Regions from separate parts of the Mus musculus genome. Here region 2 is linked to region 1. The links are chromatin contacts, found by Hi-C or POLR2A ChIA-PET in ENCODE. All regions are on one chromosome and are shown on one strand. Each heading gives the region's core, a stretch centred on a gene start or an enhancer-like site at or near the end of the contact. The rest is flanking DNA. Distances are from core to core; before and after follow the strand shown. Region 1 holds the start of Cenps (centromere protein S). Region 2 holds the start of Dffa (DNA fragmentation factor, alpha subunit).

The links. A loop is a pair of places that touch in the nucleus more often than their neighbours do. ChIA-PET counts read pairs that join two places held with the same protein, here RNA polymerase II (POLR2A).
Region 2: a map of heart shows a loop between it and region 1 (4-fold over the local background). The contact joins the promoter of Dffa here to the promoter of Cenps in region 1. A Hi-C loop is called at or near these places in 3 of 37 maps with a recorded cell type or tissue (heart and v-Abl transformed pro-B cells). POLR2A ChIA-PET finds 5 or more read pairs at or near these places in 2 of 5 experiments (Patski and embryonic stem cell).

What each region holds. Positions count from the first base shown.
Region 1 is chr4:149,134,544-149,141,206 of GRCm38, reverse strand. It overlaps Cenps (centromere protein S), which reads left to right and starts at 3,607. Exons shown (of 5, transcript NM_027263.2): 1 at 3,607-3,731. The coding sequence starts at 3,684.
Region 2 is chr4:149,100,343-149,107,005 of GRCm38, reverse strand. Dffa (DNA fragmentation factor, alpha subunit) reads right to left here and starts at 2,864. Exons shown (of 6, transcript NM_001025296.2): 1 at 2,620-2,864; 2 at 693-854. The coding sequence starts at 2,755.

The DNA.
Region 1 (6,663 bases), core at 2,358-4,857:
ACCCTCACAGGCTGGGGATCAAAGCTGGGGCCTCTGAACACTGCAGCAATGTTGGGAACTAAAAAAGGGGGCCCGGGGAAGAGGGGGAAGGGAAAGAGACCCACACTCCGCCAGTTTTACCTATCCTCTGGTCTGTCAGGCATGGGAGGGCTGCTACTACCTTCTACTCATCCCTAGGTGGACATTCCTCTGTCCCACTCTTCAGGGGGTGGCCAGGGGCAGCCCTACCTGGGCACCCTGAAGCTGCTTTGCTAAAGCCACCAGGGTTATAGGAGAGAGGGAAGAGGTTCCCAATGCGAGAGTGCGCGCAGCCTTGATGAGCAGAGACTGTCTATGGTTTAAGAGCTTTATTATAGAGATGCAGGGAAAGAGAAAGAGAGAAAGAGAGAGAGAGAGAGAGAGAGAGAAGGCTAGAGAGAAAAAGAGTAAGAGGGAGAGAGGCGAGAAGACAAAGAAGGGAGAGAGAGGGTGAGAGTAAGGGGTAAGAGGGAGACAAGTAAGAGTGTAAGAGAGTAAGAGAGAGAGAGAGGTGGGGCTAAACAGCCCTTTTTATGGTCTTTACTGTTGCTAGGTAACTGTGGAGGAGTTAACAGTTCTTCTGTAAATTGACCCACAGCCCAGCTCTGCTCTGTCCTTTACTTTTTTTCTTGGTTTGTTTTGTTTGTTTGTTTGGTTGTTTTGTTTTGTTTTGTTGGTTTTTCGAGACAGGGTTTCTCTGTGTAGCCCTGGCTGTCCTGGAACTCACTCTGTAGACCAGGCTGGCCTCGAACTCAGAAATCTGCCTGCCTCTGCCTCCTGAGTGCTGAGATTAAAGGCGTGCGCCACCAGCTGGCTTCTATATTTTACTTTTTAAAGACTGATTTTGTTGAGGTGCATGAGTGACCCCAGAGAGCACACAAACACTGATCTCAGTCATACAGGGATAGTTTATTGAGTGCATACCTAATATTGATGATCAGGGTTGTAGCTGAGGCTATGGCCCTGGGCATCTTTCTCTGTCCACTTATAAATGGGGGGGGGGCACAAGAACCACAGTGAGTTCATACACAGGTGCAGGAAGTGCTGCCCGACGATCAGCTCTGACTCAAGAAGTTTTAGGCATAACAGTTCATATTGACCTTTAATTTGATGGGTCCTACGTAATTAATTTGTTGTAGTGGTAGAATGTTATCCTGCTCTAAACTCCCCAGCACATGGGCTTCTCAGTACTGCCTAATGTTGTGGATTCTTGAATGAAAGACACACCCACATAGCCTTGTTTTTAATATGTCCTAAGCAGCTCAATGGCTGGGCCACTCCCAAACTTCCACATTGTTAACGCCTCCCCTCCAATACTACTGAATTATCACTTTCTAAAATCCATCATCGCTACCCCAGACCCAATGGGGTAGGAGCCCCTGGGGTTGCTCTCCCCTGGCTCTTACATGGCTATGTGCTCTCTCCTGCAACTCTCAGGGCTGGTCCTCCTGCTTCCCCTTGTAGTGATTTTAAATCTTTGTTCTTGTAGTGATTTTAAATCTTGTAGTGATTTTAAATCTTTGTTTTAAATCTTTGCTGACAACTTTATTTACTAATTAGAGCCAACTGGGGGCAGGGACCCACGATGCCTTACATATAGATGTACAAATTCCTATGTAATTAAAAACAATTAACATAATAAACCGAATCTACAATAGGTTGTGGTATTTCTTAACAGACCTCGCCGCAGTGGTGGTGCACACCTTTAATCCCAGCACTTGGGAGGGAGAGGCAGGTGGATTTCTGAGTTCCAGGACAGCCTGGTCTACAAAGTGAGTTCCAGGACAGCCAGGACTATACAGAGAAACCCTGTCTTGAAAAAAAAAAAAAAGGATTAACAGACCTCACACAGAATGTAACAGTTTAGATGATCAGCATGACCCTGCTTTGAGTTATTTTTTTTCTTTCTCTCTTTCTCTCTTTCTTTTTTTTTTTTTTTTTTTTTTTTGAATTTTTGAGACAGGGTTTTTCTGTGTAGCCCTGGCTGTCCTGGAACTCACTGTGTAGACCAGGCCGGCCTCGAACTCAGAAATCTGCCTGCCTCTCAAGTGCTGGGATTAAAGGAGTGCGCCACCACCACCTGGCTCTTTCTTTCTTTTTTAAAGATTTATTTATTATATACGTAAGTACACTGTAGCTGTCTTCAGACACTCCAGAAGAGGGTGTCAGATCTCATTACAGATGGTTGACCTCTGAGTCATCTCTCCAGCCCCAAGTTATTTTTCTGTGTCAATGACTGGCAGGCAAATTACAGCGATAATATGAAATAGCTGGTAGGCATTGGCTACAGCCATTTCGGGGCCAGGCAGACCTCTCTACAGATCCTTTTTTTAATGTCTGAGTGTTTTGCCTGCGTGCATGAATTGGGCTCTTGGAGATCAGAAGAGAGCACTGACTCCTGGAAACAGTAATCATAGACAGGTGTGAACCACCATGTGGGTGCCATGAACCAAATCCTGGTCTGCAGGAACGGCAGCTGTTATTATTGCAGAGCCACCTCAGAGCCTCTCGCTGTATAGCTTGACATAATGGAGAAGCAGCCACTCTTGTCCCTGGTAACGTGAACCACTCGCTCTGAGGGGATAGCGTTTGAGCAGTGATCTCACTGATCACTGATTTGGTGCTGGTGGAAGAGCCATAAAAATCCAAGGTTCCTTGCACGAGGTTGTGTGTGTGAATGGTTCACCATAGAAGGCGCTGCCTTCCATAACTTACATCAACTGGCTATTGGTTTGTGTGAGTGTGAGCACACAGTGGATGTAAGAAAACAACTTTCTGGAGTCAGTTCTGGGAATCAAACTCAGGGCCTCAGGGCCCCAGGCTTGCAGGGCAATGTGTTTTGACCCACAAAACGATCTTTTTTCTCTCTCTTTCTTCTCTCTCTTTCTTCTCTCTCTTTCTTCTTTCTCTTTCTTTCTTTCCGAGACAGGGTTTCTCTGTATAGCTCTGGCTGTCCTGGAACTCACTTTGTAGACCAGGCTGGCCTCGAACTCAGAAATTCGCCTGCCTCTGCCTCCCAAGTGCTAGGATTAAAGGCATGTGCCACCATGCCTGGCTTTCACAAAGCTATCTTGCCAGCCAAGTGCTTTATCATCTGTTAATTGTGGGCTATACACTCTTGCTTTTTTTGTTTTGTTTTGTTTTTTAATTTTAAGGCAAGTTTCACTATGTAGCCCTGGCTGGTCTGGAACTCACAGAGATCCACTGGCCTATGACTCAAGAGTGCTGGGATTAAAAGGGTGCATCACCAGGCCCAACATATATATATTTTTTACTTAAACACTTTTATTTACTTATATATTTATTATGCATATGTGTGTATTTGTGTGTGCATCTGCATGCGGGTACCAAGAGAGACCAAGAGAGAACATTGTGTCCCTTAGAGATGGAATTACACGTGTTTAGTGAGCCACCTGATGTGGGTGGTGCGTCTGGCCGGTGCTCTCAGTGACTGCTAACCAGTGAGCCATCTCACGCACGTTCTTACAGATGCTTGAACCCCGGGTCACACCAACGCTAAGACCCTTCCGCGAGCTGTCGCCAGGGGGCGCGCGCGGGACAGGAAGGAGGCGCTTCGCGCTTTGACCCTCGGCGCCGCCCGTCGCAGAGGTAGCGCGGGAAAGTCTGAGCCGACAGTGGCGCGCCGACCGGGGTTGTCCGCAGTGATGGAGGAGGTGGAGGCTGAGGAGCCGCAGGAGTTCTCTCACCGGCAGGTATAAAATAAATGGGGTCCCAGCAAGGGCAGGACGTGAGGTCCTGGGAGAGGGAAAGGCCCCGAGTCCCTAGCCGGCCTCCGCGTGTGCGCATGCGTCGCTCGGCTGCAAGGAGGGGGTGCGGTCCGCCGAGCCTGCGTCCAGCTCGCCAGAGTCCGGGTGTCCCGGCGCTGTGAGGGTCGGGTGTGGGCGCTACAGAGAGACGATGGGGCTTGGAGGAGCGTTTGCCCAGCATGAGGGAATCTATGGGTTCGAGTCCCAGCACCGCACCTACCGGGCTTGGTGGTGAACGACTGTGACCCCAGCACGGAGCGGGGTGTGTGTGGAAGCGAGAGGCTTAGGGTGGAGGCAGAAGCCAGTTTAGAGTCATTTTCAGCGATATACCGAGTTCGAGGCCAACCGGGATTACGGGAGGCCCTGTCTTAAAGGAGGGCCCGCCCGGTGGTGGCGGCGCAAGTCCTTAATCCCAGACTGAGGCAGGCACATCTCTCAATTGGTCTACAGAGTGAGTTCCAGGACAGCTAAGGCTACACTGAGAAACCCTGTCTCGAAAAACAAAACAAAAACAACAAAACAAAACAAAAACAACAAAACAAAACAAAACAACAAAAGAGGCTGGGGATAGCGCGTGTGAGGGTGAGAGAGATGCAGGAGAGACACACAGACTAATTCAGGGGCTGAGGCAGGAGGATTACGAGTTTTAGATCAGTTAAGTACCTAGAGAGACCCTGTCTCAGGAACAAGCGAGGACAGTGCGTGGGGCTCAGGCCTTTAATTTCAGGAGTCAGAGCGAGCGGTGTGTGTGAGCTTGAGGCTAGCCTGGTTTACATAGTGAGACCTGAGCAGTTCACTAGGACCTGGGAAACGTTGTCTATTCTATGCTGCAGAGCCCGGAGTCAGCCCCTGGCAGGCTGCCCTAGAACCCACCCTCTGGCGTCGGTTGTGATTTCGGGTCCTCTAGTCAGTTAGTCGTGGCCCAAATATAGTTTTCTCCTTTGCAAAGTCGGAATACGGATAACTACTGCACGGGGTGGTGTCAGAGCCAATATTCAGTTGTTTGATGAATCAGAGCTGCCATCTCAGCTGGGAATGATTGTGAGCTCAGGGTTGGGGGTTGCTTCCTTAGGTATCTGCGTCCCATCGGCTGTCTGCCCTGCACTCCTGTTTTAAGAAATTCAGAACCTGGGCTGGAGAGATGGCTCAGTGGGTAAGAGCACCCAACTGCTCTTCTGAAGGTCAGGAGTTCAAATCCCAGCAACCACATGGTGGCTCACAACCATCTGTAACAAGATCTGACTCCCTCTTCTGGAGTGTCTGAAGACAGCTACAGTGTACTTACATATAATAAATAAATAAATCTTAAAAAAAAAAAAAAAGAAATTCAGAACCTTTAGAACCATCGCTAGAGCCCAGCTGTGAGCACCCAAGCGGCCATCATCTGTTTTCACTTGGCAGCTTGCTTTCATTTCAGTGGTCCTCAACCTGTGGGTTGAGACCCCAATTAGATATCCTGCCTATCTGATAATTATGATTCACAACAGAGATTCACAAAGTTACAGTTATGAAGTAGCAATGAAATAATTCTGTGGTTTATGTATTAAAATTAAATAGTAAAACAATTTTACTACACGAGGAACTGAGTTAAAGGATGGCATCCTTGGGAAAGCAGGGAGCCACTGCTCATCTGCTCTCTGTAGCAAGCGCAATTCTCAGGCTCTCATTTCAGTTGTAGAGCCCTGACCCTCCTTAGGGAGTGTGGCTAAGCCGTTTTAGCCTGCTGGAGGCTCTGAGTTCAGATGAAGCCTGGCACGGGCCACTGAGCGCAGATTTCTGGGAGGCAACCTGGTCTGCAGAGTGAGTTCCAGGCCAACCAGTGTTACACGGAGACCCTGTCTAGAAAATAAAATAAGATGAGAACACAAGTCAAGTTCAGGGTGGCATATTTGTCTTCTGCAGAGGAGGAAGGTTCTCTGTTCTCTTACACCCTTCTGATCGATTGTTACATTTCACAAGTGTGTTCAGTTGTTGAACTTTGTTTGTTTTTGTTTTTTCCAGACAGGGTTTCTCTGTGTAGCTCTGGCTGTCCTAGAACTCACTCTGTAGACCAGGCTGGCCTTGAATTCAGAAATCCTCCTGCCTCTGCCTCCCAAGGTGTTGGGGTTAAAGGCGTGAGCCACCACGCCCGGCTAGTTGTTGAACTTTATTTTTTTTAATATTTATTGATTTATTTAATGTATGTGAGTACACTGTCATTCTCTTCAGACACACCAGAAGAGGGCATCAGATCCCATTACAGATGGTTGTGAGCCACCATGTGGTTGCTGGGAATTGAACTCAGGACCTCTGGTAGAGCAGTCAGTGCTCTTAACCACTAAGCCATCTCTCCAGCCCCGTTGTTGAACTTTGTTTCCTTTTTTGTTTGTTTGTTTTGTTTTATTTTTCCAAGATAGAGATCTTCTATGTAGTCCTGGATGTTTTGGAACTCACTCTATAGATCAGGCTGGCCTCAAATTCAGAAACCCGACTGCCTCTGCCTCTCTAGTGCTCGGATTAAAGGCTTGTGTCACCACCACCCTGATCTTTTTTGTTTTTGACACTGACGGTTTTGAAGAGTCCATTAAGAGCAAAGGTGTAATGGAGAGCATAGACTATAGTTAAATTATTATTATTTACTTATTTATATTTTATTTATTTATTTTGGTGAGGCTGCTGTCAGGTCAGCTTTTAAGGGTCAGTTGTCAGGCACTGCAGCAATAGCCATAACCCATCTTGCCACACACACTTTTTTTGACAGTCTTGTCTTACTAGGTAGCCCTGGCTAGCCTGGAAATCACAGAGATCCACCTGCCTCTGCCTCCCACACTCTGGGATCTAAGGCGTGTGCCACCATGTCTGGAAGTCTTGCTTTCATTTAATTTATTTATTTCAAAGA
Region 2 (6,663 bases), core at 1,615-4,114, 33 kb after region 1:
TCAGTAGCAATGGTCTTTGAGAAGATGTTTCTCTAACTCTAGGACAAGTGCTAATCACCTCCAAATCCGCAGTGCTGCTGGTGACAGCATTAACCTCTGCCGAGACCTTCCTGTGTGCCAGGTAAGATCAGTCACTAACACAGTGCCTTGGACAATGTCCGGAGACATTCTTGGTTGTCATAGTTGGGGCAGACACTGTAATTATTATTTCATTAAGGAGCCACAAGACTGCCGGGCATGGTGATGCATGCCTTTAATTTCAGTACTTGGGAGGCAGAGACAGGAGGATCTCTGAGTTTGAGGCTAGCCTGGTCTATAGAGTGAGTTCCAGAATAGCCAGGGCTATACAGAGAAACCCTATCTTGAAAAACAAAACGAAACAAACAAACAAATAAACAAAAAAGGAGCCAGAAGACTGTGTAGTTTGCCCAGTCCCCTGGCTAGAAGTGGCAGTACTCCCCCCCCACCCCCCCCTCCAGTTTCATTGACACGCTGGGTCTCGGTTGCCATGGGTCTGGGTGGGGTGTCTCGTTCCTCTTCTTCCCCAGGCCTTAGCACTGTGCCTGGCACGCAGAGATGCTCAGGTAACCTTTGCTGTGTAAGTGCTTAGACAGCCAGACAAACAGCAGCCACTGGCCTGCGTAGGCCATCGAGCTGGCACGGCTCTTGGCTACACAGCCTGCATTTCTTACCGGAATCATTATAAATCCACTTCTCATTGCAGGCCAACGCCACAAACTTCGTATTGGAAGGAAGGCAGAGGAAGTAGTCATCGTCATCCACTATGGTCCCGTCCTCAGCCAGGACCAGGGTGATCGGCGTCAGGGACTTATCAATGGCCAGGAGTTCACAGGCTGAGAAGAAGAAAATAGTTGCCAGGTGACAAACATCCATAAGGAAATGGTATCTGTCTTAGAACTCTCTGGTATGCCCCACGTATGTGACATTCATCACACGCCTGGTCCCATTCTTACTGCGTTTCCGGTAAAAAACTGATGCTACAAAGGAGTTACTATTATTATTCCCAATTTATAGACAATGAACCCAAGCTCTGAGAGATTAAGGAATTTACTCAAAATCCTACTGTAAGTAGCATAGTTAAGACTAAACTTTTTTTTTTTTTTTTAGATTTCTTTATGTATATCAGTACACTGACTTAGCTGTCTTCAGACACACCAGAAGAGGGCATCAGATCTCATTACAGATGGTTGTGAGTCACCATGTGGTTGCTGGGAATTGAACTCAGGACCTCTGGAAGAGCAGTGAGTGCTCTTAACCACTGAGCCATCTCTCCAGCCCTAAACTTTTTGTTTGTTTAGATTTTATATTCATGAGTGGTTTCTTTTTTCTGAAGGTATGTGTGTAGATTACATACATGTGTTGTGCCCACCCACATGCATGGAGCCCAGAAGCGGGTGTTGGATGCCCTGGAACTGGAGTACTAGAAGGTTGTGAGCCACCATGTGGGTACTAAGAACTGAGCCCAGATCCTCTGCAAGAGCAGAAAGCACTCTCAGCAGCTGAGCCATCTTTCCAGCATCCTCACATAGGAGGCATTTGAGTCTACATAAATAAGCATCCAACCAGAGGCTGGTCTGATTACAGTGGACGCGTAATGCTGTCCCTTGCTCATTTATTCGGTGGTAATCTTGAATTCTACACATCAAATGTCAGAAAACAAAAAGTAGGTGGTTTATTCTCTCTGTGGCTATCTTCTTTTGCAGTTCTTCTAGACTGAAGGAAACTACAGTATTGGCAGAAGCTTTACTCAGTGTCATTTCATTTATATTATTGCCAGGCAAGAGGCTTTCCATAAGGCTGTCATCACCCAAAATAGAACTGCCAGTCAGTCTGCTATAGGCTCTGCTGCAGAGAACAGAAGTCTCTGGGGCCAAGGACACCCAGCCAATGCAACTGAAGTGGCACTAAGCTGAACTAACCTTGTGCTGGGGTGAAATGCAAGCCTTGGTGTGACAGAACCCCTGTCACCAGATCAAACCCTGCTCCTGGGTCTCAGTAGCTAGCTCTCCGGAAGCGATGCACACCCTGGCACAGGTGAATCCGTGCCCGGAGCTAGCTGACATGAAAGACCTGCAGAACTTCTTTGAGTATCTCATTTGTTGCTACGGGCTAATAACGCTTGTAAGTAACCATTGAACAGACCATCTCACTTGAGAGTCCCAAGAATCCTTTGAAGCAAAGTTGAAAATACACCCACTACACGGCTGAGGAAACTAAGGGTCCAGAGATGGTTAAATGCAAAGTATAGTCAGGATCAGAACATGGCTCACGTTCCTTACTTGGACTCTAAGGGCAGGCACTGACAGCTCCCTTTTAATGGAATAGGTACTGAGTGCGGACTCCCATTCCCATCCCGTCGGGGAGCCCCAGTACCGCCTCTGTGAGCCAGAGTGGACAGAATACGCTGGACTCGGTTTGGTCCAAAATCAGGTCAATGAACCTGGACCTGCACAGTTTCCCGTCCCCTTCACGGCTCCTCTCAGTGTAGGTAAGTAAAAACGCCAGGAATCTGTCAATCACTGGACCCACGTGGGTCCCTGCAGTCCCTAGGCTCTGGGGTCACCTTCCCGACCCCGCCCGGTCCCCTCAGCAGCCAACCTTTGCTCCTCAGCTCCTCGAGACTGGAGGCTGCCACGCCGTGCTGATCGCGGCTGTGGTTGCGGCGTAGCAGACACGGTTTGAGAGGCCGGACATCGTCCGGGTCTGGGGCGCTGGCTCCCCGCGACAGCTCCATCCTCAAAGTGGGGACCTGGCGACTCTGGGAAATCCCAGGTAGCCCAGAGCCCCTTCCCTAAGCTTTGACAACCTTCCTCCCGCTGCCTGACGGGAGATGTAGTTCTCTCAGCAAGTTACGCGAGACCAAGGCACGCCGGGAGATGTAGTTCTAGTGGCGGCTAATCACGGGCGTTCCAGGGCACGACGGGAATTGTAGTTTCTGGGTTCAAAGCCAGGGGCGGGGGGGATTCAGTTTAGGGAAGTGGTCCAGATTGGAGATTTCTTTTTTTTCTGTTGTTTTCTTTCCCCTACCCTGTTACCTTCCCCTCCTTTTCTTCTCTAAAAGACTGTATGATGGAAAACCCGGGGTCTCATGTATGGTAAGCATAGTTCTACACTACATTGCCAGCCATATATTCATGTTTTTTTTTTTTCCTTTTTAAAGATTTATTTATACATAAGTACACTGTAGCTGTCCTCAGACACACCAGAAGAAGGCATCAGATCTCATTACGGATGGTTGTGAGCCATCATGTGATTGCTGGGATTTGAACTCAGGACCTTTGGAAGAGCAGTCAGTGCTCTTAACTGCTGGGCCATCTCTCCAGATGCATATTCATGTTTTAAGAGTTGCCATTGAACTGGGTGTTGTGGCTCAGGCCTTTAATCCTCAGGAGGCAGAAGGATCTTTATGAGTTCCAGGGCAGCCTGGTCTACATAGTGAGTTTCTACACAGCCAGAGCTACATAAAAGAGAAAATTGTGTGTGTGTGTGTTTGTGTGTTTTTCAGGACTGGTTTTGTGACTTTTGAAGTTTAAAGGATATGATTTACAAGCAAGTTGAAATATTAAGTAAACATTTTACATTAAGTTAAATAGCTGACAAGATAGCTTAGTGGGTAAAGGTGCTTGCTGCCAGTCCTTACACCCTGAGTTTGATCCCAGAGCCCAGCATGGTAGGAAAACAGATTTCCAAAAGTTGTTCTCTGATCACACAACCTGACATTTGTATGCATGCATGTATGCTCATGTGAACACATACCCCCCCCACACACACAAATGGTTGCTATGAAATTATTATTAAGTTTTTAAAAGGAGCTGGTTTACTTATGTTTCTTAAAATTTTATTTTTGTAACCCAGCATGCTGGTGAATACCTTTAATCCTAGCTCTTGGGAGGCAGAGGCAGTTGTATCTCATTGAGTTCAAGGCCAAGGAGAACAAGCCAAAGTTACACAAAGAAATTCCGTCTCTGGCTGGTGAGATGGCTCAGTGGGTAAGAGCACCAGACTGTTCTTCCGAAGGTCCAGAGTTCAAATCCCAGCAACCACATGGTGGCTCACAACCATCCGTAGCGAGATCTGACTCCCTCTTCTGGAGTGTCTGAAGACAGCTACAGTGTACTTACATATAATAATAAATAAATAAATCTTAAAAAAAAAAGAAATTCTGTCTCAAAAACCAAAATTAATTAATTTTTTGTTTTGTTTTGTTTTTCAAGACAAGGTTTCTCTGTTTAGCCCTTGCTGTCCTGGAACTTACTCTGTAGGCCAGGCTGGCCTGGAACTCAGAAATCTTCCTGCATCCCAAGTGCTGGGATTAAAGGCATGAGCCACCACTGCAGGATATTTTGAAGGAAGTCAGTTTTCAACATAGAACATTAATTTTCAGTCTTGCCAAAAATGCAATGTCCCATCAGAGAAAAACTTTAAAATATTTATTTTATTTTTTGTATTAAATTGTATTAAATTTATTTATTTATTGTATAAATGTTTTGTTTGCATATATCTCTGTGCACTACATACACATTTGCCCGGTACCTGCTGCTGAGATCAAAAGAAGACATGCCCTGGCCCTGGGGTCCTGGAAAGTTGTGAGCCACTATGTGGGTGGTGGGGACCAGACCCAGGCTTTTCTGCAAGAGCAGTGAGTGCTCTTAACTGATGAGCCGTCTACCAGCCAGCTCTCCTGAACTACGCAAAAAGGTTGCTAAATAGCAATAACAGGAGGGCATTGCTGTAGACCAGGGAGTTGTTTTAGACACCAACAAATTGAGCTAAAAATAAAAATACAGACTGGGGGTAGCTAAATGCCAGAACACAAGCCAGCCTGAACAAGACTTTAAGTTTGATTCCTAGGACTGTGGGCAAAAGACATTCATGTGAAGATTTCACATGACTGAAATAAAAATAAACTTTATCTCGACTTCCCAGGGATCAAGATTAGAGGGATAGGCAGATTTCTCAAACAGGCTCACTCTGCTTGGCATGATCATGCCTTAATTCTTACACAAAAAGGTAACCGGAAATGATGTTGACCAACCGGTTATTTTTCTCTTGTTATATCGCCTTGTCTTTGGTTTATAAGAAAGTAACTTTGAAATGAAAAAGAATCCTCTTTCTTTTTTTGTACTTCTGGCTATAAGATCAACCTTTTCTGTTCTGCTCAGTGGGAACACTCAACAGTATCTTATAGAATGGAGCGGTGCCTGGTTACAGAATTGAAAATAAATAGAAATGGGAATTAAGAAAATGTGTCTCTTGGCAAGAAAGAATGATAAGATCGCAAGTCAGAAAGTAAAGGGAACCATGAATCACAGAGCTGATTCATTACTGCCTGGCAATATATTCATCCCTCCTGGCTGTGATACAAGTCTGGTTTGTTGTTGTTGTTGTTGTTTTATTGCTCCAGTGTTTAACATGAAAAGAATTGGCACTGGGGGTGTGGGTCATTGGTAGAGCATTTGCTTAGCACACAAGGACTAGCATCATATACATACAAAATAGTGATGTTGGTGGTGGTCGGGTGGTGATATTAAGGTTAAAGAGCAGGGCATACTGGTACACTTATAATCCCAGAACTCTGGAGGCAGAAGCAGGGGATCTTGAATTTGAGCCAGCTTGGACTACACAGTGAGACTCTGTCTCAAAAACCTAAAGCAACACATCTAACAATTCAGCTACCATAATGATGGTTCACAGACTGCTCCTCTCTCCTCAAATGTCCCCAGTTCTCAAAGTCTGGGTGTTCCAGTCTTCTGCCTGTATAAATTTTTTTTTTTAATTTAAAAAACAAACCAACCAACCAACGGGAACCTTACATAGTCTAGATTGGCCTTGAACTCAGCATATAGCCCATGTGCTGTGGTCACAGTTGTGCACCACTGTACCACGTAGTCATTGTGCTGGAGCCCAGGTTTTATGCATGTGTTACCAACTAAGCTATATCCCCATCTTGAGATGTCAGTTCTAATACAGAGGAGAGGCAGCCTGAGAAAGCACTATTGTGCACATGGATTTCTTATTTATTTATTTGTGGTTGCTGGGATTTGAACTCAGGACCTCTGGAAGAGCAGTCAGTGCTCTTAACCACTGAACCATCTCTCCAGCCCCAACACATGGGTTTCTTAAGACAGAGCTGCAGAACGCATGGTGGCGATCGCCTTTAATCCCAGCACTTGGGAGGCAGAGGCAGGCAAATTTTCGAGGCTAGCCTGGTCTACAGAGTGAGTTCCAGGACAGCCAAGGCTACGACAGAGTTTTGAAAAACCAAAAAAAAAAAAAAAAAAAAAAAAAGAAAAAGAGAGAGAGAGAGCGAGCTGCAGAGTGTTGTTGGAGTTTATGAACGCTTCTGAGAAACAGTAGGTACTTAACGAATACTAGTGTACCGAATGGCTACACTATTTTTTTTTTTTGGCTTTTTTTTTTTTTTTTTTTTTTTTTTCCGAGACAGGGTTTCTCTGTTGTAGCCTTGTCTGTCCTGGAACTCTCTCTATAGACCAGGCTGGCCTCGAACTCAGAAATCCGCCTGCTTCTGCCTCCCAAGTGCTGGGATTAAAGGCGTGCATCACCAGTGCCCGGTCGAATGGCTAAATTTTAACTTACATTTTCATGTGTTTATTAAATAAGTAGTCCCTAAATGTGCCCACG